3 separate regions of the Mus musculus genome follow, and all the other regions are linked to region 3. The links are chromatin loops, found by intact Hi-C in ENCODE. Cell type or tissue: heart. All regions are shown on one strand.

Region 1 (8,000 bases), 660 kb after region 3:
CAACTAGAGCTGGGAAAAGCAAAGCTGGCTCCAGTTTAATTAAGTGTTAATTCAACCCCATGAAAACCCCCAGTTTTCTCCACACTGCTTCATGATTTATCTAAGGCTCCTATCTCATGGGGAAAAGTGAGTGCCTTAGTTTCAGTTTTATTGCTGTGAATAGGCACCATGACCATGGCAACTCTGGTAAAGGTAAGCATTTAATTAGGGCTGGCTGACAGTTTCACAGGTCCATTATTATCATGGGAGGAAGCATGACAGCATGCAGCCAGGCATGGTGCTAGAGGAGCCAGGAGTTCTACATCTTGGTCTACTGGTAGCAAAAGGAGACTGGCTTTCCTTCCACAGGCAGCCAGGGGGAGGCTCTGATTCCACACTGGACCATAGCTTGAGTTTATATTTAAGACCTCAAAGCCCACCTCCACTGTGACATACTTCCTTCAACAAGGCCACACCTACTCCAAGAAGGCCACAGCTCCTAATAGTACCACTCCCTTAGGGCCAAGCATTCAAACATGTGAATCTATGGTGGTCAAACCTATTCCAATCAGCACAGAGAGTCATGGTAACTGCTCTATAGCAAGTGTAACCAGACACCAAAGTCCCTAGACAAAGTATCCACATATTTTCATTCACAGAGAAGAAAAAAAAAAAAAAACCCTGAAAGACAAGCATTTCTTACCCACTAGTCATAAAACTTCTGCTTAGATGGTCTATGGTAAAGATTCAAAATTCTCCTGTTTGTTTATCCAGAACATTGGAGATGTTTAAGACCCACACATAAGTGAAAGTTCCAAGCAAGACACGCTGAAGATGTATGTGAACATGTGCCATGTTCTTCAGATGCTCTTATATATGTATGTATGTAAATATATATGTGTATATGCATATTTGTAGACTGGCAGTGTTTGCTGTCCTTGCTGACCAAAGAAAAAAGTTCTCTTTTGCAGCAGAAGATATTAAATTAGCAACTACCATAGAAATGCATTTCATTCCATTGGCTTTTGCTGTGGCTTCAGGAGCATTTAGGAAGATTGCTACATGCTTCCGTGCCTTCCCTGGTGTTGACATATGTATTTGTGTCAAAAGCGTGAAGTTCTTTTTTTTTCCCCCTACAATATAGAGCTACTTAAATTTTTTCCCCCAGAGGGAACTAGCAATAGATTTAGAGCACAAATTGCTGCAAAACACCCTGACTCTTATAATAACCTAAAGATATATTATTTATACGAACCAACAGTGGTCAGGATCTTTTTGTAACAGATATTAAAAATAGTGTAATTTGTATGCTTGTGATACATAGTTGATTCTTTATGTGTTTGTGTACTCTTTAATAATAGACAGAACTGGGCTATTCTCCCTCCCTCCCCCCAATGTGTCAGGGCAGGTGCTGTTTAGTTTGGCCACACAATGCTTGTTACACTTCATCAAAACTGAATTAGTTTGTACTTGAATTCTGTTCCGGTTGTCCAGAAGCTGGGGTTAACCATCTAATGATACAGTATCTTTTATGGGTTGATAGAAAGAATATTATCTACTTTTTAAAAGACATATTTTAAGACTAATAAAGACGTAAGTAGACCACCCAAAGCGACACTGTGGCGAGGAGTATTTATATTGTTCGACCTTTGACCTGCTCCATCTGCAGGTTGACAGGTGGTTCTCTTTGGAGAAAGATGAAAGGGATCTGCACCTGGCACCACGGTGGCTCCCACAGAGCTGCAGGGAGATGCATCCAGTAGCAGATGGTACCTTAGCATCCCGCTGCTTGGCAGCCCCTCGCCTGTGCTCTCAGGAAGGGCGGCTATCATCGGAGTGTTGCTTGGCCCTCCATGTCAGCTGGAGAGACAAAAAGAAAAGTGAAATAGGAACTCAGGACTGGAGACTTCAGGCGCTCTGTAATCCAGCAGAAGTCTTCCTGGTCAAAACATACCAGTCGCTCTGGTCTTTAGAAGCCATCAAGTCTTTCTTTTTGTGTTCCGTTTTTGAAGTATTAATTACTAATTGAGCTTCAAGACTGCCTATTTGCTGGCGTATGGCAGGTTTCTCGGTTTTCTTGAGAGTTCAAATGGAAACTTTTAGCTTCAACTTTCCAGCGTGGTTCTCCACTCTCCACTCTTGAGAAATCAGGCTTATACTCCATTGAGATGCTAGTCCTCAAAGGGTTCATCAGCAGAGAGGAAGGCTTGAACAGCCTTCCTAGCAGGGATCCTGTTGGGGCATGAGCAGGCCCCTACATGCTATCCCAGGAGAAGAAGGAGCCTGATCTGGGGTGGCCCCTCCTGTCACGGTGGCTCTGGTCAGGGACAGCTGGTTGAGAAGCTGCACAGAGCAGTCTTAAAGCAAGGCTCACTTAGCATGAGAGTAGAACCACTGCCTGTAAATGGCACGCCGGGCCACCTGGGCTCAGGGCCACATGTGAGACAGCTGCCTCCAACCCGATGCACACAAGGGGCGCGCTGCCTAAGGCCAGAACCCCCAGATGCAGATGAGTTTCTCACCATAAGCAATGTAGTCACATGTCAGAGCTCCACGGCAAGTCCAAGTGGCAGTGAAAGCCGACACTAAAACTGGGAATCCAAGCAACTTGCCCTCCACAAGAGCAGCGCAGCGTGCTGGCAGAGGTGGTGGAGAATGGTCCTTCCCCTCACCCCCCCCCCACCCCCGCCCCGTACATCTGCAACCTCAGAGGGAGGAGCTTGAGGGAGAGCCCTGGTGCTGTGTCACAGCCATCACAGGGCTCAAACGTAGCTGCATCAAGGAAGAGACATAAAGCAGGGCTGGTGAGATGGCTCAGTGGGTAAGAGCACCTGACTGCTCTTCCAAAGGTCCAGAGTTCAAATCCCAGCAACCACATGGTGGCTCACAACCATCGGTATCGAGATCTGACTCCCTCTTCTGGAGTGTCTGAAGTCAGCTACAGTGTACTTACATATAATGAATAAATAAGTCTTAAAAGAGAGAGAGAGAGAGACATAAAGCAGAGTGGACAGAATTCAGTTCCTTATTGATGAACGGGCTGACTTAAAAACTTCATTTCTGGCCTCCTCCTGACCCCGAAGTTGTATGGCTACGAGATTTTTTCATCCCACAATCCCTTGCGCCCTTCCTTTCCAGATTGGGCCGGCCAGAATGGCTCCCACAAAGAAGGGTGTCAAGAAGAAGGGCCATTCTGTCATTGGTGAGGGAAGGTCCTGAGTTCAAATACCAGCAGCCACCATCCACAACCACCCATAATGAGATCTGACCCCCTCTTCTCCGGTGTCTGAAGACAGCTACAGTGTAGTCACATATAATAAATAAATACTTTTTAAAAGAATGAAGTGAGCTCCTCGAGCACTAAATTCAAAATTTTACCCTGAAGGAAATGGGGACTACAGATGTGCGCATTGACACCAGGCTCAATAAAGCCATCTGGGCCAAGGGAATAAGAAATGTCCTGTATCACATCTGAATAACTTTGTCCAGAAAACATAATCACCAAGAGAAGCTCAATTTATGTGCCTGTTACCATATTCAAAAATCTCCAGACGGTCAATGTGGATGAGAACTAACCGGATGGATGGATGTGGAATAAGTTGCAGAACTGCCCAAATAAAAAATAAAAATAAAAACTCCCCTTCTTTACATGTTTGTTGAACAACTTATGAACATTCTATATAGGCAAGGGGCTTTTTAGAAACCTTTGAGGACTTAACGAGAGTCAAATTTAGTTCTCAGTCTTGACCAATTAAAAGCCAGCAAGATATGGGGCTGGAGAGTTGGTACAAAGGTTAAGAGCACCAATTACTCTTCCAGAGAACCTTAGTTTGATTATCAGCATCCACATGGTGGCTCATAATCGTGTGTAACTCTGGTTCTAGAGTATCCCACACCCTCTTCAGGTACCTGGCACCTATGGGGTGCACATATGTGCATGTAGACAAAACACTCATATCGTAAGGTTAACAATTTAAATTTGAAAAAGAAGAAGAAGAAGAAAAGAAGGAGAAGGAGGAGGAGGAGGAGGAGGAGGAGGAGGAGGAGGAGGAGGAGGAGAAGGAGAAGGAGAAGGAGAAGGAGAAGGAGAAGGAGAAGAAGAAGAAGAAGAAGAAGAAGAAGAAGAAGAAAAGAAGAAGAAGAAGAAGAAGAAGAAGAAGAAGAAGAAGAAGAAGAAGAAGAAGAAAAGAAGAAGAAGAAGAAGAAGAAGAAGAAGAAGAAGAAGAAGAAGAAGAAGAAGAAGAAGAAGAAGAAGAAGAAGAAGAAGAAGAAGAAGAAGAAAGACTAGTTAGTCCCTTAAGGACAACGTCAGTAGACGGAAGGCAAGGAGTTGGAACAGTTCTTAAAGGATTCTGGGAGACTCTGAGTCATTTGTTGATGGCAACAATGGTATCTTTCATTATGCCGGCTCTAGAGATCAGAAATCTTTATAGTACCATGTATTTCTGAGGGTAGCTGTCACTGATAGATCTGTATAGACAAACGCTGAGACTCTCAAAGGCTACACCACTTCTATGGACAGTGAAGGCTTTGTCCTGAACCGTTATTACAAAACCCACAAGAAGGTGGTTTTGCAGGGGACAGAAAAAGGCAAAGACACCCGAGAAACAGATTGCAGCTTGATTCTCATGATTATGACCACCAGGGTGATAGATTCAGGCCTTCCCTGCTTGTTGTACGCGTTTATTTTCTTCACTGTTAGAGAGGCATTGGGATATTCTGGACAGGTGCTTATAAACACTCTCTGGATAAGAGAGCAGCTGGCATTTGGAAGGGAAGGAAGCCAAGGGGGAGACACAGCGGTGGGAGCTCGGTATATTTAGTATATTTAGAAGTAGAAATAAGACTATGTGAGACTAAAAGAACGCGGAGCCTAATTAAGAGAGCGGTTGGAGAAGAGGAAAACTGGCGGAACCGGTTTTATCCTAGACAAGATCGGCGGGAGGTACGCGTGGGAACTCTGAAATGTGGAGAGAGACTGCCCTCTTCTGGACAACTGAAAGCTTCCTTTGAAGCCCTGGACTGATCAAAATGTTGTTAACTAAAGGTGAATGAATCCACCTTCACTAGGTCTTTCAAATAAAAGGTAACTAATAAGTGGGTGCCCAGGTAGGAATTCAAGCGGACCCCCCCCCAAAAGGTCTATAAAGACAGGCTGATGTATCTTCAATGTGGATCACTGAGAAGTCAAGCGATTTGGGAATAGAATGCCACTTAGTTGAACCCATGTACTTCTGGACGCCTGTGACACTTCTGCTCGGCTGGCTGTGAGTCACTGAGAAAGTCACCTGCATTAGAAGCCTTTCCTTGGCTCTCCTTTCAGTATGGAAACAGACCTCAGTGCTAGTTACAAAGAGATGCGACGCAAAGTCAGGACAAGCAACCACGCTAGTTAACTAGTTACGCTGATAGATATGTCCATGACCTTACTTTGACCTTTGCAAAATGCACATATAACACGTACCCCATAGATGTGCATGATTATGTATCAACAAAATAAAAAATAAAAGGGAAAAAGAATCATAAATAGCAGCAGCAAGCACCACAAAAAGACTGAGAACCTTAATACACGCCAGTGAACAGGATGCACCTGGGACTCTGCAGTTCAGACCTTCCACATCTGAATCCTTTTAAACATGTAGTCCTGTGAAGGGACTCCTCTGTGTGCAGAGGCAAGCCTCCATAGCTCTCCACAGAGAGACTACTCTCCCTGCCTGTGCCTCGCCGCACGTCTTCTCAAGAGACAACCAGTACTGTGTCCACGCAAACACCCAAGTGTCTCCTGAACATATCATGCCTGGAAGGTTTTGCACAACGACCTGCCAAGGGATCTAGGGTCCAGCTACCCACAGTGTGTTTTACAGACAGCATGAACCTCATCCGGGACCCTAGAAGCACAATGCCCTAGGGTTTCTATTGCTGTGATGAAACACAATGAGCAAAAACCAAGTTGGGGAGGAAAGGGCTAATTTGGCTTACACATCTACATTATAGTCCATCATTGAAGAAAGCCAGGACAAGAACTCAAAGGGGCCAGGCGTGGTGGCACATGCCTTTAATCCCAGCTCTCGGGAGGCAGAGGCAGGTGGATTTCTGAGTTCAAGGCCAGCCTGGTCTACAGAGTGAGTTCCAGGACAGCCAGGGCTATACAGAGAAACCCTGTCTCAGAAAGAAAGAAAGAAAGAAAGAAAGAAAGAAAGAAAGAAAGAAAGAAAGAAAGAAAGAAAGAAAGAAAGAAAGAAAGGAAGGAAGGAAGAAAGAAAGAAAAGAAAAGAAAAGAAAAGAAAAGAAAAGAAAAGAAAAGAAAAGAAAAGAAAAGAAAAGAAAAGAAAAGAAAAGAAAAGAAAAGAAAAGAGAATTCAAAGGGGTCAGGAACCTAGAGGCAGGAGCTGACACAGAGGCCATGAAGGGGTGTTGCCTGACTGGCTTGCTCCCCATGGCTTGCTCAACCTGCTTTCTTATAGAACTCAGAACCACCAGCCCAGGGATTGCACCATCCACAATGTGCTGGCGCCTCCCAAATCAGACATTAATTAAGAAAATGCCTTATAGCCAGATCTGCTAGAAGCATTTTCTCAAGTGAGGCTCCTTCTTCTCTGATGACTTTAATGTGTGCCAAGTTGGTATAAAACCAGCCAGTACACATAAAGTCAAAACCTGCTCATTTGCAGACCACCAAGCTCCAACAGCGAGGTTCAAGAAACATTCTAAAGACCTCCCATTCAGGCTTCCATTAACACCTCAGGTAATTCCCCTTCTGAGAAGCCTCACTTAGGCAACCCCTCTTCACCCCGTCAATGGAAATAACAGAGGTCATCTAAAGTGTAGTTAAAAGTGAGGCGACTCACTTGGGAGTAGACTGTCAGGGCATTGCCAGAGGAAACTTTGAGTATATGGACTGGATGTTCTTAAAGACAAAGCAGGGAAACCTCACAAGATATTTTAATACAATAATTCCTGTCCACAGCACTGAAACTCACAGGAGATGCCAGCCTGGTGTTGATGTGTCCATCACTATGCAGCTGTTAGCACAGAAGCAAGTTTTGTGTGAGATTGCAGTGGTCCTTGTGCAAAATTGTGGTCTGGGAAGCCTTTTTCTCTAAAGCCATCGTACTTACGGGAGACCTTCCTGAATAATGTCTTGTCTGGTTGACGCATGTGACTCCATTTTGATTCTGGGAGCTTCCACATGAAGTTGCCTTTGAAGAATGAATTCCTCTCCTCGATCCACCGGTGTTTCCAGATTTATGGCACTCTTATAGAAAGAACTTACAAACAAGCCACACTAAGGAAGTCTTGCTAAAAAGTCACAGTGCAGCCGGGCGTGGTGGCGCACACCTTTAATCCCAGCACTCGGGAGGCAGAGGCAGGTGGATTTCTGAGTTCAAGGCCAGCCTGGTCTACAGAGTGAGTTCCAGGACGGCCAGGGCTACACAGAGAAACCCTGTCTCGAAAAACAAAACAAAACAAAACAAAAGTCACAGTGTACACCCATATGGGTTTCTCAAGAGACCTTTTCTCTCTCTTTCCCTGGCATTTGGATAGCTCATCCTATGGGGGGAAAAACTTTAATAAGAGGAGAACTATTCATAATTGAAACATGGAATTCCAGGAATGGATGGAGATCTACCTACCTCCCAACCTCTAACCCCCCAATCCAATATACTTAGCTTGTTGATTGATTGATTGATTGATTGATTGATTGATTTTTGACAGGGTTTCTCTGTGTGGTCCTGGAACTCACTCTGTAGACCAGGCTTGGCCTCAAACTCAGAAATCCTCCTGCATCTGCCTCCCAAATCTGGGATCAAAGGTGTGCACCACCACCACCTGGGAGAGGATCGAGGTTTCAGGAAGTGAAGATACAGAGAGGAAGAAGAGAGGCGTCCCTGACCAGGAATCAAACCTGGGCTGCAGCTGTGAGAGCACTGAATCCTAACCACTAGGCCGCCAGGGAGCATCCCTATATACTTAGTGGTTTTGTCCTTATATAGGGTTTAGAGATGTGTGGCTTTATCACA
Region 2 (8,000 bases), 120 kb after region 3:
TGAAGAAGAGAGGCACAGCCAGAAGTGGTCCTTGAGACCAGCTACCTGCCTCAATATCCCAGCAGAAGCACTGCCCTTCGCCTGTCTTCTTGGCCTCACCTTAGAATGGCTGCTTCACATACCTCTAGTCCATCATCATCTACTTGACTTCAGCTGATCCATGGGAATCCTATGGATCCTATGGAGAGAAAGCTCATTCTAATCCTGTTAGCTCTTAAATGGACCACACAGCTCTGTTGTGGCCCCGAAGTCAAGCAACCTACCTGTCCAACGGTTCATTCATCTCTAAGACTACTCGTGGAAAGAGGCTCCTGGGGGCTTTAAATAGCACTTGTACTGAAATGAGCCTCGTAAGAAGACAAGCATGCCAAAACTGAGAGGTTCCAAGATGCGATGCTCATTGGAAGTGGGAAGCCCACACTCGCCAAAGCTGAAACCACTGAACAATAAGATGAATGACTGTGATAAACCAAAGAATGTCTAATGTATTTAAGCCTCTTAGTCAATTATTGCCTTAGTCAGGGTTTCTATTCCTGCACAAACATCATAACCAAGAAGCAGTTGGGGAGGAAAGGGTTTATTCTGCTTACACTTTCCACATTGCTGTTCATCACCAAAGGAAATCAGGACTGGAACTCAAGCAGGTCAGGAACCAGGAGCTGATGCAGGGGCCATAGAGGGATGTTACTTACTGGCTTGCTTCACCTGGCTTGCTCAGCCTGCCTTTTTATAGAACCTAGGACCACCAGCCCAGGGATGGTACCACCCACAATGGGTTGGGCCCTTCCCCCTTGATCACTAATTGAGAAAATGCCTTACAGCTGGATCTCATGGAGACATTTCCTTAAGGGAGGCTCCTTTCTCTGTAATAACTCCAGCTTGTATCATGTTGACACACAAAACCAGCCAGTACAATGATGATATCAAAACCACACACTCTTTTCTATCTTGAATCAGATTATTATTTTACAAAGTGGCCCTATGAAGAATGAATTTAGCATCTCTTTGGTATCATGCAGTGACTATATAGGTAATTAGGGGGTATTTTTCTTTCACTGACCATTACAGACAGCACAAGGAACTGAGTGATTGGAATACCACTGCGTGAGATTGCAATGAACCCAACGGGTAAGTAACAAAGCCCAGTGTTATACCTAAAGAGCCAAAGGAAAATATTAAGGAATTTTTGCTAATTGGGGGAGAGTTTATGATAATGGTTTTATCTTTATTTTGGAAAAATTCTCTTCCTGTCCCTCCTCTTCTTTCTTTTCCTTCTTCTCCTCTCCTCCCTCCTCTTTCTCCTTTTCTGTGCTAGGGTTCTTTTAGCCAGAGCTTAATGTGTACTGCGCAAATGTTCTAGCAGTGAGCTATTTCTTCAGGTCCTGAGGAATTCTGTTATCTGTTAGCAATGTCATACCAAATAAAGAGAGCAGTGGGGAGGAGGTATTGGAGGGAGCACATGTTTTACTCCAACTCTGCGTGCTTTAATTTTAACATATCGAAAGGCTAATGATTAAGATAAAACCTAGTCCTTACAGTATACATTTGTAATTCTAGCAGCTGTCTGAAAGACACAGGAGAATGGTAAGTTGAGGGGCAGCCTGGTCCATCTCAAAAAAGACTCCATCTCAAATAAAGAGAAGTTAATAAATACTAAATAAATGGCATGGTCATGTTAACTCATTACTCATTTTAAGAATGCTAAAGTTTGGGCATGGTGCTCTGTGCTTTTAATTCCAGCACTTGGGAGGCAGAGGCAAATGGATTTCTGAGTTCAAAGTCAGCCTGGTCTACAGAGTGAGTTTCTGGACAACCAGGGCTACACAGAGAAACCCTATCTTAGAAAGTAAACAAACAAACAAACAAACAAACAAACCAAAGAACAACAACATCAACAAAAATAGAATGATAAATGTTTACTGTAAAACTTTTCCAAATACTCCTATATAGAAACATAAAATCACCCCGAAATCTGAGAGAACTGGGCACCATTACCTCATATGCCCAGATTTTCCAGGTGTCTAGAATTGGGAAAGGGAAAGGCCTGCATATGCAGTAAGATGACCCAGGGTGCTGTGAGTCCAGAATAGGCTAAACAAGCCTGCAGTTTAGCCTGGGTCATGTGGAGCTTAATCCCATTATTTCCCATTGTAAGATGCTGTACTTTGTTTTTACTGCTAAGGAAGAGCTGACATTTCATTCACTTGAAAGGAATTTTTAAAAAGAAAGGAAGAAGAAAGAAAAGAAGGAAGGAAGGACACTGCTGTATTGGTCTGCTAAATTGGATAAAACCCAGGCCAGTATAGAGAAGCTATCATCCTAAGCACAGAAATAGGCACTTGGCTTCTTAAAAATGTAACCCCAACAATCTCTTGGAATGTTCGTGGAAATTCTGCACAGCAGAGTCTCAGCACATCTGAGGTGTCTGCTCAGCCCTTAGATTCAGCAAATGTTTAATTACCGAAGAGCCTCGGAGTTCTTCCTAACTTGCAATAAAAATAGAACCAAGGAGCAGGTCAAGGAAAACGGGTCTGAAGTATTATCGTTGCGAGTAATGCACCCATTTCATTTTATAGTCTTCAAATGTGTCCAAATGGACACCTATTTGGCCAGCAGATGGAACAGAATATAATGGGAACCAAGTGTCAAGGGAATGGAGGCACTTTGACTCTCCAGTCTGACCTCTATCATTTTCAAGTGGGTCACCTTGTCTATAAATGGGCCTGATTATCCAAATAGAATTTATGCTAAAGTAAAAATGAAGAATTGTGATTTTTGTTACTTTGCTTTTTCCTACTACTCTCCTCAAATCTCAATCCCTCCCTTCCTCCCTGCCTCCCCTCCTCCCCACTTATCTTCCTCCCTTCCCATTCTTTGGATCATTATAGAGCCTGGTTGCCTTGGCAACGTAACAAACTTTCCGTGTGAATCTGAACCTCTGAGCTTGCTAATAAGAAATGGTCAGGGAAAATTATCTGAACTTGAAAATGGGGGTGGGGGGGGGTGGGGAAGCAAGTAGGAATGTTTTTCTTGTTTTTGTTTGTTTGTTTGTTTGTTTTTAATGCAGCTGTTTCTTTTCTGGCCTGGCTGTGAGCAAAGTGGACGGGCACCAGACATTGATCAAATGGGAAGGAAGTCACTCACATAGGAGTGACCCCTGGAATGCGAAAGAAGAGGTGACAGCAGGGTACTCAATGAGAGGAGTTGCCTGCAAGTCTTAGAATGAGAATGAACCTGGCAGAAGTGATGGGTCTCTTCATCAGAAGAGCAGGTCTGAGATGTCTTCCTCTGCTGAACGGAAGTTCCTCCCACTAAAGAGCCAATGCCCGAAGGTCAGAAATCTACCCATGCCAGACACCCACCCAAAACTGAACAGATCGAAAAGCCGTGCCTGAGGGTTTATACTGAGCCAGGTGGACTTGATTGGCTGGAGCCAGTAAGCAAATTAGGTGAAAGGAACAAAGACCAATCAGGAGAAAGCCTATGCCTCTAACCATGATCCCTGGTGAACAGCATCATGTCCCTTGCTGCCATGGTGACCAGAGGCCACTGGAAATTTGCATAAGGGGTGGAGGGCTTATGGGTAGAACTCTGGCTGCTCCCATTGGTCATTGATGTACCAGGGACTCCCTCTCCCATAACTTATATGTTTTTTTGTTTTGTTTTGTTTTGTTTTTCAGAGCAGTGTTAGGCTGAACTCTGCTTACTGCTCTGGTTTATATCTTTGTAGAGAAAGAGATCAGCTGATAAATTTCTGGCCCATAGAAATGGCAAAACAGTTTCTCTCTCTGAGAAGAGATGGCCCTAAAGGTTACAGTTTAAATTAAACTGCAGATTAACCAGTTTTAGATTTAATTTAAGAATTTATTGAATCTCTCATGCAGCTTTCCAAGTGCCCTTTAGACTCATATTAACGTCCTTCTGGCTCAGTCACTAGAAAAATGACATGAATAACAACATCTTTGCCACATACCCATTTTCGAGTTGATAGAAATTCTGATTTTTTAATCCCTTGAAACTTACCCTTTGGTGGGATTATTCTGTTCTCCAAACGAAATTTAGTGACTGCTTTGTTTGGTTTCCTCTTGAGTTCCAACATTCATATTTCAATGATGATGCAAAAGCATCTAAAGCTGTTCTGATGGGCGTTCTTTCTTTTGTAGCTTAATGTCACATTTAGTCTAACACTTAGAGACAATTATTCGGTACATGAATAACTTCACTTTATCTGTGTATGGTGTAAACACAGAGGAAGGTAATTGTGTGCTCCTGTGATCGCAGTAGTGCTTAAGAACATGAACTCTGGAGCTATGCTACTTAACTGTAGATCTTTGACCACAAGGTATGTAACCATCATGAATCTTGCTTACCCTGTCAACAAATGAGACCAGTAGTTCTCTCATCTTGTGAGGTTATTTAAAGTCTCACAAAATGTTAATAGTGAGCGCATTCAGGCCAGAGAGGTGGCTCAGTCATCAAAGGGCTAGCCACTTTGCTTCCAAACCATGAAGAATTGAGTTTGGATCCCCAGAACCCAAATCAAATCTGTCCGTATGTGCCTGTAATTCCAGAGCTAGGGAGACAGAGATAGCAGAACCCCCAGGGCTTGCTGGCCAGCTAATCTAGCTAAATTGGGGAGCTTCGAGTTAAGTGAGAAAGCCTGGATTGCTGTGGAGGGCAAGGGACATAGATAGCTGACATCAATGTCTGGTCTCCTCATGCATGCATGTACACATGTGCACATGTATCTGTACATACACTGTGCACATACATCCTCCAACACATACACACACAAAGAACATTCATTAAATGTTGGGACTTATGTCACCAGCTTAACAGCAGTGTCTTGAAGATGGCTTTACTGGCAAGAGGCTGTGTGGGAACCTGTCGCTCCTCTGAAAGAAAAAGCTTATTGTTAATACTGCCTGGCGAGAGACTCTGCAGTTAGATTTTTGGCTCAAAACAGGCCTCCTTGTCAGCTCCACGAGCTGGCTTTGAATCTCTGCCAGGACTTTGAGGAAAATGGAAAACGGATTTGTAGTATTTATGAAGCTAAGTCCTTATCTGAGTTCCCAGGACGAGTTTGTCCAGTGGGGATGAGCTGCCCCTCTGCTCCCTTCCTCTTCATTTGGACTGCTTAAGTCTATTGCCATTTTCACATGTTCAGACTTGGTGAGGCTTGGCTGGAATCAGCTTTCTTTGTGACTTAAGATGACATCCCTGCTTCAGGCAGCCTATCTAAGCACAGAGTTGTCATCAGAGACCTCAGTGGTGAAGAACTGTGAGCTTGACAATATTTTGAAATCCAAACTTTGAAAACTACATAATTGTCAGATAAATACACTGTTTTTGTCTCTTTGTGCATTTTTTTTAATAGTCTGGGGCTTTGTTTTGTCTTCTATTTGGCAAACATCCAAGTTCTAAGTAATAGCTGTCTTGGTTAGGGTATCTATTGCTTTAATAAAAGGCCATAACCAAAAGCAACTTGGGGAAGACAGGGTCTATTTCATCTTACCTTTTTGTGTCAGTCTATCGCCAAGGGAAGTCAGGGCAGGATCTCAAACAGGGCTGGATCTTGGAGGCACAGTCCAATGCACAGGTCATGAAAGAGGTCTTCTTAACTGTCTTGCTCCTTATGGCTTGTTCAGCCTAATATCTTCAAGCACCCAGAAGTATCAGCCCAGGGATGAAACCATCTACAATGAGCTTGGCCCCACAACATTAATCATAATTAAGTTAGATGCACCACGGTCTTGCCCACAGGCCAACCTGGTGTGTGTGGTTGTGGTGGCAGTGGAGGTGCTCTCAATTAAAGTTTCCTCTTCTGAAATGATGGTAGCTTGCTTGTGTTGACATAGAACTTTATAAAACTTGCCAGTGCAATAGCACAGACCTAAACCATTTCTGTACTGTGTTCACATTGTCGGACTTATTTATGAGAATAAAGGAAATACTTAGCGAGAAAGGTTTACTGTCATTCAATCTACAGAAGCATTACTTCACAGTCCTTCTAAATACAATGCTCTTCTCTCTCACAGTCTATTGTTTTCTCTTTCACTTGCTAAAGTCTCTAGAGGGTGGGGTAAGGATAAGATGACATGTCGGGGGATGTCCTCCTAAGGAGCTCATGCTCATTGCCTGGAAATATTGACTACCAGAATGAAGAAAGCCCAGGCATAAGACTGGTGTGTGTGTGTGTCTCCGAGTATGTGTCTTTGAGTTTGTGTGTTTGTGTATCTCTGTGGGTATATGTCTATGTGTCTGTGTGAGTAGTATGTGCCCATGTATATCTGTATGTCTGCATGTCTCTGTGTGTGTCTGAGTATGTGTGTATTAGTATATGTGTCTTTGTGTGTGCTGTGTATCTGTGTGTATGTATGTATCTGTATGTCTTTATGTATATGTGTTTGTGTGTATCTCTGTGTGTGAATCTCTGTGTGTCTATATGTGTGTGTGTTGTATATCTATGTGTATATCTGTGTGTGTTTGTGTTGTGTATCTCTTTGTGTGTGTGTGTATAGTTTTCCTTCTTGTCATTTTTAAACAAAGAACGTGTTTATCAAGTGAATTGAGGACAACCTATATGAAGGGCATATCTACCTATGATTACAGCACACCTAGGACAAAGTTTGGCCAAAAGACACTATCATTCTCTGGTTATAATATGATATTCTGCACAGAAACTGAAGCTGCCCTAAGTAAGTAAGTCTCAGCCAGTCACAGCAGCTGAGCTCTTGGTGATCACAGGTGGCCAGCTCCTCAAACCACATCTATTTTCTAGACCTCCCTCAACGACTATTCTCTCTCCTGTCCATACATAATGTCTGACCACACTGAAGTCAGAGGGTTTCTGCATCTACTCTAGATCCAAGGACAGCCTTGATTCATAATAGACAACTATCAACCCATTTGAAGCATAATTAAATTTGTTGTTGGTCTGTCTTCGGAAACTCACACTGGCAAACACTCCTGTGTGCACAGAAGAACCCAGATGGAGCTAAGTGTCTGCTACTGCAGACTTTGACTTCACAGCTACGGGATTCACAGACTGACGTTTCTGCTCACTTCACACAAACATCACTGTCATAGTCTTCGAGGCCACTGGAAAGAGTTTGTAAACTCTTGATCTAGAAGCAACGTCTAAAATAAGCTTGTTCAGATCACAACTGAAATGATTTAACAATGTTTATTTTGCACCTAAATAAGCATTTAGAATTATGTGTTAGTCATGTGTGTCATTCTGGATGCTAAGTTTCACCTCAAAAAGTAAACATCCAATTTTGTTAATGTCTTTGGGGACATACATGACAAAGTCAACAGTGAATTTGAAGAAAAAAGAAAAAAGAAAGGAAGGAAGGAAGAAGAGTGAGTCCTTACTGGGCTCACAAAGCAAAGGCTATTCTTGTATAAAAGGGCAACATTTTTCTCTGAATATAGCTGTTAAATAATGCTAGGTAGTAGATTAATCTCCTTTGTTGCTGTTTCATTCTGGGGTGTGTGTGTGTGTGTGTGTGTGTGTGTGTGTGTGTGTGTGTGTGTGTGTTATTTTGTATGTTTAAGACAGGATCTCTGTGTATGGCTCAGGTTGACCTTGTATATGACTCATTATCTTTCTGCCTCCTGAGTATTAAGATGTCTAGGAAATGTACCATCATACACATCTTTAAGTTATGTATTATAAAAACCAGTCTATCTTTTTGAGTCTGGTAGAATGCTTTGAAATGTTTACTAATTTCTGTCCCTTCACCTTGGCCAGTCCCTGTCAGCCTGGTCCTCTCTGAAGACATTGCCTCACAGAAGATGTGATAGCTCAAAGCGAAGCCATTTGGAGTCTGTTCAACACTTGTGAATCTCAGCAGCTCCATCCTGGAGAGAGCCCATAGATCAGGGGGTGAAACAGCAATGACTTTGGAAGAATCCGTGTTGCTGAAGCCCAGAAACAGACAGTCCCTTGTGGGACTACACTAAAGAGAAAATACTGGACATGGGTCACAGGGATT
Region 3 (8,000 bases):
CTCTGCTGGTCTTCCTTCTACTCTCTGTATTTATGAATGTGTATCAAAGGACTTCATGTGCATCAAAACCCACAATATTTGTCTTTCTGTGACTGGTTTATTTTTGCTTACAATGACATCTTCAAGAATGTCCCACACTGTAATATGTTTCAATTTCCTTTCCTTTTTCTAGGCAGAATTATATGTTATCACAGACATCGAGTTTTTCTATCCATTTACCTAGAGATACGTACTTGAGTCTCTCTCTCTCTCTCTCACAGTAAATGACGGTACTTCTTATGGCTTGAATATGGAACGCCATTCACAGGCTCCTGTGTTGAAAATACTTGGTCTCCAGCTCGTGGCATCGTTTTGGGAAGTTGTAGAACTTTTAAGGATTAGGTCAACCTGGGTCCTTGAGGTTGGTCTTCATGGGTTATACCCAGAGTCCACTTTGAGCTGGGGCACTCTGTCTCTTAGTCAACACTTCAAGAAACTTCCAGAGCAGACTCCCATCACTTAGCCTGGCCATGCCAGCTGCATGCCTCCCCTCTCACCATAGACCCTCCGAATTATGGGCTATAGTAAGTCTCTGTTCTTTTACGTTGCTTCTGCAAGGTGCTTGGCCACAGTGATGTGAAAGTAATTAACGCAGTACCCAAATGTGTGTGCACGCACATCAACCTGAGGCCTTTTGTTTCCAGTCCTTTTGATTTCTGCAGAAGCACAGAGTTGCTGGACCATAAGGAAATCTTGTATTCAGCTTTTTTGAGGAGCCAAACCGTTTCTCACAGCAGCTACACCAGTTCAGAACCTGGCCATAATATTAGAATCTTCAGTAGCGCCTCTGAATTCATTGTGTTTCCTTACGTCTGTCTCACATGCATGTATCCACCCAGCCCCTTGAGCTGGGTATTCTAATATTATATTGTGCTAGCTAGTTTTACATCAATATAACACAAACTTGAGTTATTATCAGGATAGTAATGAAAATCATGTGCTTCTATGGATAACATTTTAGGTTCTGGACCAAGGTACACTGAAGTTATCTTCCCTTAAGGGAGGAGTTTCCCCCACGCACCCCACGTTTTAAGAGAGGTGATGTTTGCGATTTTGCTTCTGTCGTGCTGGAAATGATCCCCTGGCATGGGTCAAAGACCATGACAGCATGGCCTCATTAAATGTCAGCAAATCCTGATGTGTCTTTCTTGGTGTACGGTCTCTGCTTACAATTTTCTATGGGCTGCAGATCTCAGAGCGGTGAGAAGGGAATGAAGGCCACATTTCACAGTGATTTTACAGAGCCACGGAGCTATGCAACATGATACTCAGCTTACATATGTGTTCAACAAACAAGAATATTACCATCATTATTTGGGATCAAGGGACATACAAAATGCCTGGCAGAGAGTAGACCAGGTAACATGGAGAGGATGAGCCTGCGCCTGCTAACTCATGGCCCAGATTTCCCAACCAAGCTTAAGGAATGGAAAAGGGCTGAAGCTCCTATAAGCTGGAGCTCTGCAGTGTGGTTCCTGCCTGGTCTTTCTGGCTCTATCTCCTGAACTGAAGCAGTACTTCATTACTTTGAATGCCCAGATAGCTTTGTGTGACTTGACTTTCTTTGTTTGTTTGCTGTTTGGTATCCACCCATGCTGGCTAATTTTATTTCAACTCGACACAGTCAAGAGTCCTCTGAGAATGGAGGGAACCCCAGTTGAGGAAATGCTGTATGATCACGCTGCACCTCATTTTCTTAATTAGTTAGTGTGGGGGAGGGGAGGGCCCATTCCATTGTGGGTAAGATCATCACTAGGCTGGATGTCCTGGGTTTTATAAAAAAGCAGGCTGAGAAACCCATAGAGAGAAAGCTAATAAGCAGCACCCTTCCATGGCCTCTGCATTCAGGTTCCTGCCCTGCTTGACGGCCTTCTCCGACTTCCTTTTGTGATAGACCATGAGAGTTCAAGTGTAAGACAGATAAACCCTTTGCCCTACAACTTGCTTTTGGTCACAGTGTGTGTCATCACAGCAATAGCAACCGGAAGGCAGAAGTTGGGATCAGCATAGTGGGATAATGTGAGACACCTGGCCATGTTGCTTAGGGGGGGATTGTGGAAGGATTTTTGAAACTTTGGGCTAGAGAAGCCCAGAGTATTGAGATCTCCGTGGGATGTTCTATAGGATCTTGGAAGATAAGAGTGTTGAAAGCAGTGCAGATGATGGAGGCCTGGCTTGTGACGTTTCAGAGGGAAGCAAAGATTCTACCAGGCCTTATGTGTTAAGAATCTGTGGTTCTGGTCAGATGAAGCTGAAGAATTCTCTGTGATTAACAAAAGACCAAAACCACTAAAGACAAACCTTTACTTTGCTGGGACAGTGGATGCTGGTAGGCTGGGGCCAAAGAATCAGCCATGATTAGGAAGAGGCCAGCATCGTTGAGGTGAAATCTGGGAAGTGTGTCCTTAGAGTCATCACATGCCAGCTGTATTCAGAGGCAGCCAAGGTTCTGCCTTGTACTGACAGCCAAGTTTGGGCATGGATGAGAGTCACCCCGGTGGTACTGGGTAGTCATGAGGGGGCCACAGAGAACAGGTGAGGCTTGCTTGGCACTGAGTCCAGGAGAGGCCATTGGTGAAAGTGCAGCCTCAGTGGCAGGCGAAAGCCTAGGAATGAAGAGACCATGAAGAAAAGTTGAAGCGTTGCAACATTAAGAAAGTCCAGGAGAGGCTGTTGGTTGCAGTAGAAGACCCCAGCATTTTGGAGATGCCAGTATCATGGGATGACCACCAAGAAGAGCAGCCATGGGTCCTGGCCAAGCTTACAAGATAAGCCATGTGTGCTACAGAGGGCAGAGCTGAAGAAGTGACCCAAGGCCCTGGGAGAAGCCCAGGATGTTGTGAGTGAATCCCAGATACTGCACATTGAATTATTTATACTGTTGGAGTACGGCTTAGCTTTGCTTAGATTGTGACTGTGTGCTATTTTTTCCCTCTTGAAGTAAGAAAGTATTTAGCTTATTTTATAGGAGTCCACAGTTAAGAGACTGTTCTTAGACAAGATTTTAGATTTAAAAGTGACCTTGGGGAGCTGGAGAGATGGCTCAGTGGTTAAGAGCACTGACTGCTCTTCCAGAGGTCCAGAGTTCAATTCCCAGCAACCACATGGTGGTTTACAATCACCTGTACTGGGATCTGATGCCTTCTTCTGATGTGTCTGAAGACAGCTACAATGTACTCATATAAATAAAAGTTTTATATATATATATATGTGTGTGTGTGTGTGTGTGTGTGTGTGTGTGTGTATGTATAAAGGAGACATTGAATTTTACAGAGATAGCTCTTAAAGTGTTTGAATTGGTAAAGACTGTGAAAATTTAAGTTTGTAACATGTTTTATGTTCGTGATGTTTATCTATCTGAGATCTTGGGGATGAACCACAAAATGGAAGGGTTGTGTCTTAAAAGCATTGTGTGTCAATTGACAAAGGGCCAATTGTGTTGCCTAATTTTATGTCAACTTGACACAGATGAGCGTCACCTGAGAGGAGGAAACCCCAGTTGGAAAAAACGCCTCCATCAGATCAGCCTGTAGAGCAAGTTCTTAATGACTGATGTGGAAGGACCCAGTCCATTGTGGGTGGTACCTTCCCTAGGCAGGCGGTCCTGAGTTCTATGAGAAAGCAGGCTGAGCAAGCCCTGGGGAGAGAGCCAGTAAGCAGTCCCCCTTCATGTCCGCTCCATCAGCTCCTGCCTCCGTGTTCCAGCCCTACCTGACTTCCTGACTTCCTCTAGTGATGCGGAAGTGTAAGCCAAATTAACCCGTTCCTGCCCAGGTTGCTTTTAGTCGTGTTGTTCCATCGTTGCATTAGTGACCCTAACTGAGACACCACCTAAACACACCTTGCATCAACAGTAACTGGGTTATAGATGGCTCTAGAACATGTGACAGGAAAGCGGGAGTGAGGCGTTGCTCAGCATTACCCGGTGGATGCCTGTGCAGTTCTGTTACTGGCTTTAGGTGAAAGGTATTATCGCTTACATCTCAGGACCCAAGCTGTTTGTGGCCACCGGGCAATAGAGGGTTTGTGAGGTTTCGTGGAGAGTCCGACCGGGCTAGATGCTTAACCTTAGACTCCGGGTCCGCTCAGCTTCCCTGGTATCCTTTTGGGCTTTCTGACCTGTCTTCATCACTATCATCAAGTAAGTTTCGGTTGCCTTCTTCAACCTACTACTTCCTGTAAGGCCCACAAGGGCTTTTTATGAAATTCCTTGGTGGTGTTATTCTTTCATCTGCCAGCAGGTGTCAGCACATCTCAGGGAGTAAAATACCCTGTACCTGGCTGGGTACCTGTTCTTTTGTTAACTAAATTTGGGTGGAAAGAGGTGGGAAATCGTGAAGAAAATTATCACAGCACCAGCATCAGAGTGCCCGGGCTGCTGTTAAGAGGCAGCTTCGTCTCCTCAAATCCTTTCAGAGCTTGAGATATGTATACCAGGGACAACTGTCATTTTGGCTGCTGAAATAATTCATACTCAGGACCATAGGTTATTTACATGTAAAAATGAGGATGGCTGTATAAGTACCTCACAGAAGGAAGTGTGAGGAAGCAGACTTACAAAAGTCAGCCATGTACCTCAAAGCACAGAGCGGTAGGTGCTTTGCTGGGGCGACAGGTCACTTAATAATTAGCATTTTGATTGACTGCCATGAATGGAGCTGGTCAGTTAGGGTCCAAGAAGATACATAGAGGAAACCCTTGCTAGGTTATAGGAAGTCCTCCCACCCCCACCCCCACCCCCTGCCCCTGCCCCAGGTTCCTCTGAGAAAAGACTCCTTTGGAGCGTCCTGGGACAATCTTTACTGGGGTGACCCAAAATACAGACAGAAGCTGGAGAACCAGCAGAAGTTTGTAATGGTTTGTTCCCTACAATATATGTCTTGCTTTGGAGAGAGAGGAAGGAGGGGAGAGAAGGAGTAGGAGGAAGATGAGAAGGGATGGAAGGGGATGAAGAGAGGAAAGGGGAAGGAGAGGAGAGAGCTCTTTCAAAGGTGTCTGTTGGGGTTAGGGCAGTGGGATGTAATTTCCAGTAGAGGCAGGGGATCTGAAAGCCTCAGGTCTGTTCTGCCCCGCCCCCTCTTCAAGGATAGAGCTTGCTCACTGTTCTCTTCTACTGTTCTTGCTAGTGGGGGCATCGCTCCAGTCTCTGCCTCATGCCTGTTGGATCTTCCGCTGCCTCCTTCTTTTAAGGACAATGTGACAACATCCAGGGCATACCCAGGTAATCCAGTATAGTATGACCTTCATTTCCCAAGATCCTTTGCATAATGATCCCAACAAAGATGTTCTCGCACAGGTTTCACAGAATAGGACAGGGTGACTTTGGCAACTGTTGTTCAGCTCCAACAATGGGAACTGGAGGTTTTGATTTATTGCTAGACCTGGAACCAAAGGACAAGGAGGGAAATCACCTGAGAGATTCTGCCAGCATCTCTCCTTCTCTGCCAAACGGGGCATGTTCAGAGCCTTGCAAGAATCTTTTCAGCTCAGCAAGCATGGGATGGGAGAAGCATTGGAGATACGAAAGCCACTGCCATGGAACATGAAGCCTTCCAAAGAGGTGCACAAGATCTGCAAAACTGGAGAAGCATTTATGGCAGAGAACTGCAGTTACGGCAAAGATCCCTTGCAACTGCTTCATTCTGCCATGAGCAGAAAGCAGCTGCAGACAGCATGCGTGCCATGCCGTGGCTGTGGCTCCTCTCCAGCACAATTTCCCTGCATCACTTGCTAAGAAGGGTTTAAACCCATGCTGGCACCTCGGGGGGCAGGGGGGTGGGGGGGGAACAAACATCCCCCAAACTCTGAAAGAGCTATTATTTCCAATAAGTGCATCAAAAATGAATGTGCTATGGAACACAGATAAAAGGAAGCCTTGAACCATTGGGGCTGGGATCTAGTTACACTTATTTGTGTAGGAATGCTTTATCTACACATATGTGCAGAAGAGGCTGTCAGATGTCCCGGGACTGGAGTTATGGATGGCTGTGAGCAACTGTGTGGGTGTTGGGAATCAAACCCAGGTCCTCCACAAAAACAGTGCATGCTCTTAACCGCAGAGCCATCTCTCTAGCTCCTAATGATGGATTCCCTTGGAGAAGCAGATGTCAAGATGGAACTCTGTGTGTGCTAGAAAGACTGGAGGAAACGGTGCAGGAGAAAATGCTCTGATGTAGCTGTGACGCGGTAAAAGGTGAGGAGGAGGCAGTGTTGGAAGGCAGCTCTCAGTCTGCACAGCGGCACTAAGTCTCAGCCCGGCTGTCAGGAAGCCTCCGAGCAGTTGCCATCACAGGATCCCCACACGGAGCAGGAGTAGCCCGGCTTCCACATCCCTACCTGTTCAGTTGCTCACTGGGATCCCACCAGGGGAAAGATGACTCTGAATGAAAACCCCAGTGGGTCAAAGGTGTGGCAGGTGTTGACTACCCACCAGCCCTACTTCTTGTATTGGATTCCAGCATTTCCCAGTGATTCACATGAAGTGGGAATTTCTGGTTTCATGGGAGACCCAGTTGTGTCATGGGGTGTTTCTCTGGAGACAGACAGGTGTTTTTCAAGAAGCTGACTGGTGAAGCGAATGCTTGAGAGGGTACCCGATTTTGGAAGGAGTAGAGATATAACCCAACAGACAGTGGCTGATGCTCTGACATTGCTGGTCTTTGTTGGGCTTCACCTTTCTGCTCTGTACTGACAATGCTGTGGCATTGGTTCACCTCACTTTCTTCACTGATCTTTGTTTGTTGTGACTTCGCAGAGAAAGATGTACCAAAGGTGGTGGTCTGGTTGCTTCTAGCTGCGTCCATGGACTTGGGCCCATTGGCAGAGTCTTGCCGTTTCTTCTGGACTGAGCAGCCATTGTTGGTTTCTGAGTGGTGATTGCCATGTGGACTGGACTGCAGCTGCTCGCTGCTGGTTCAAGTTGGTCTTTTGCTAGTGGACTGGACAACTGACAATTGCTGTGCTTTATAAAAAGAAAAAGAAAAGAAGGATATGTTTGGTTGGGGGCGCAATGTGGTGTAGGGGAAGGGGGTGCCTCTGCAGACCCGTGCTGAGGCATTCCTACCCCCTGAGGGACCAGCCACAGGACAATATAGAATAGAACTTATTCAGGGAGAGGAGTTGAGAGAAAGGCAGAGACAGACAGAGAGACAGACAGACACAGAGACAGAACCACATGGAGAGAGGGGGAAGGGAATGGAGAGAGAAGGTGAGAAACAAGAGCAAGAGCCAGCACAAGAGAGCGAGGAGGGGACAAGCAGTCCCTTTTATGAGTCAGGCACATCTGGCTGTTGCCAGGTAACTGTGGGGCGGAGCCTAGATGAAATGCCAACAACAATGAAGATAGAAATGGCTCCAAAGAATTATTTCTAAACAGGTCCACAATCCCTGTTTCCAATTCACCTCTCTCTTCCACTACCTCTGGTGGGTGGTGGGTTTAAAAGGGAGATTAAAGAATTTGAGAACCCTTACTAAAGTAGGTTTTGAAAAACATAAGCCTACATGCACATTCTTTCTAATAGGGTTCACCTAATTATCTGATCACTTATTCAAAAATGTATCAAAGGGCTGGACATAGGCCATTCAGTAAAGTGGCTGCTGTGTAGGGGTGAGACCCTGCATTCAGACCTCCAGCAATCATGTAAAAGCGGGCATTGGCTACAGTGCATTTGTAACCCCAGAACCAGGGGGAAGCAAAGGTGGGCGGATCCCTCTGGCTCCTGGGCCAGCAAGCCTAGATGGATGGAGGATATCCAGTTTCAGTGAGAAACCCTGACTCAAAAAACAAGGTGGGGAGCGACCACGGAAGAAACCCAGCATCCAGCTCTGGCTTCCATATGCACACACATGTGAACACGTACATACACCACATAAATAAGCAAATAAACGCTATGCCAGAAAACTCATAAAATCATAAATGAGCATGTCGACTTTTACTGAGGAGCTGGGGGCAGAAGGACAAG

Evidence for each region. Hi-C counts contacts between places; a loop is a spot of excess contacts. Peaks named below come from ENCODE experiments on the same cell type or tissue, not always from the same donor. Only the 100,000 strongest peaks of a DNase experiment are listed, where the experiment ranks them.
Region 1: it touches region 3 in a loop (2.3-fold over the local background); 9 of 42 quality-filtered maps call a loop at or near these places.
Region 2: a loop joins it to region 3, with 2.2 times the contacts of the local background. A loop is called at or near these places in 2 of 42 quality-filtered maps.

What each region holds. Positions count from the first base shown.
Region 1 is chr8:36,518,162-36,526,161 of GRCm38, forward strand. No RefSeq gene overlaps it. Among named protein-coding and RNA genes, the nearest start is that of Trmt9b, 64 kb to the left of the region's middle. In heart, a CTCF peak has its summit at 4,966 (motif pointing left); no DNase peak of the experiment used is centred here; H3K4me3 peaks cover 518 bases; H3K27ac peaks cover 334 bases.
Region 2 is chr8:35,980,394-35,988,393 of GRCm38, forward strand. No RefSeq gene overlaps it. Among named protein-coding and RNA genes, the nearest start is that of Gm39163, 82 kb to the right of the region's middle. In heart, no CTCF peak of the experiment used is centred here; a DNase peak (open chromatin) is centred at 4,958; H3K27ac peaks cover 618 bases.
Region 3 is chr8:35,856,141-35,864,140 of GRCm38, forward strand. 5430403N17Rik (RIKEN cDNA 5430403N17 gene) reads right to left here. Exons shown (of 3, transcript NR_046181.1): 3 at 7,945-8,000. Among named protein-coding and RNA genes, the nearest start is that of 5430403N17Rik, 23 kb to the right of the region's middle. In heart, a CTCF peak has its summit at 4,274 (motif pointing right); no DNase peak of the experiment used is centred here.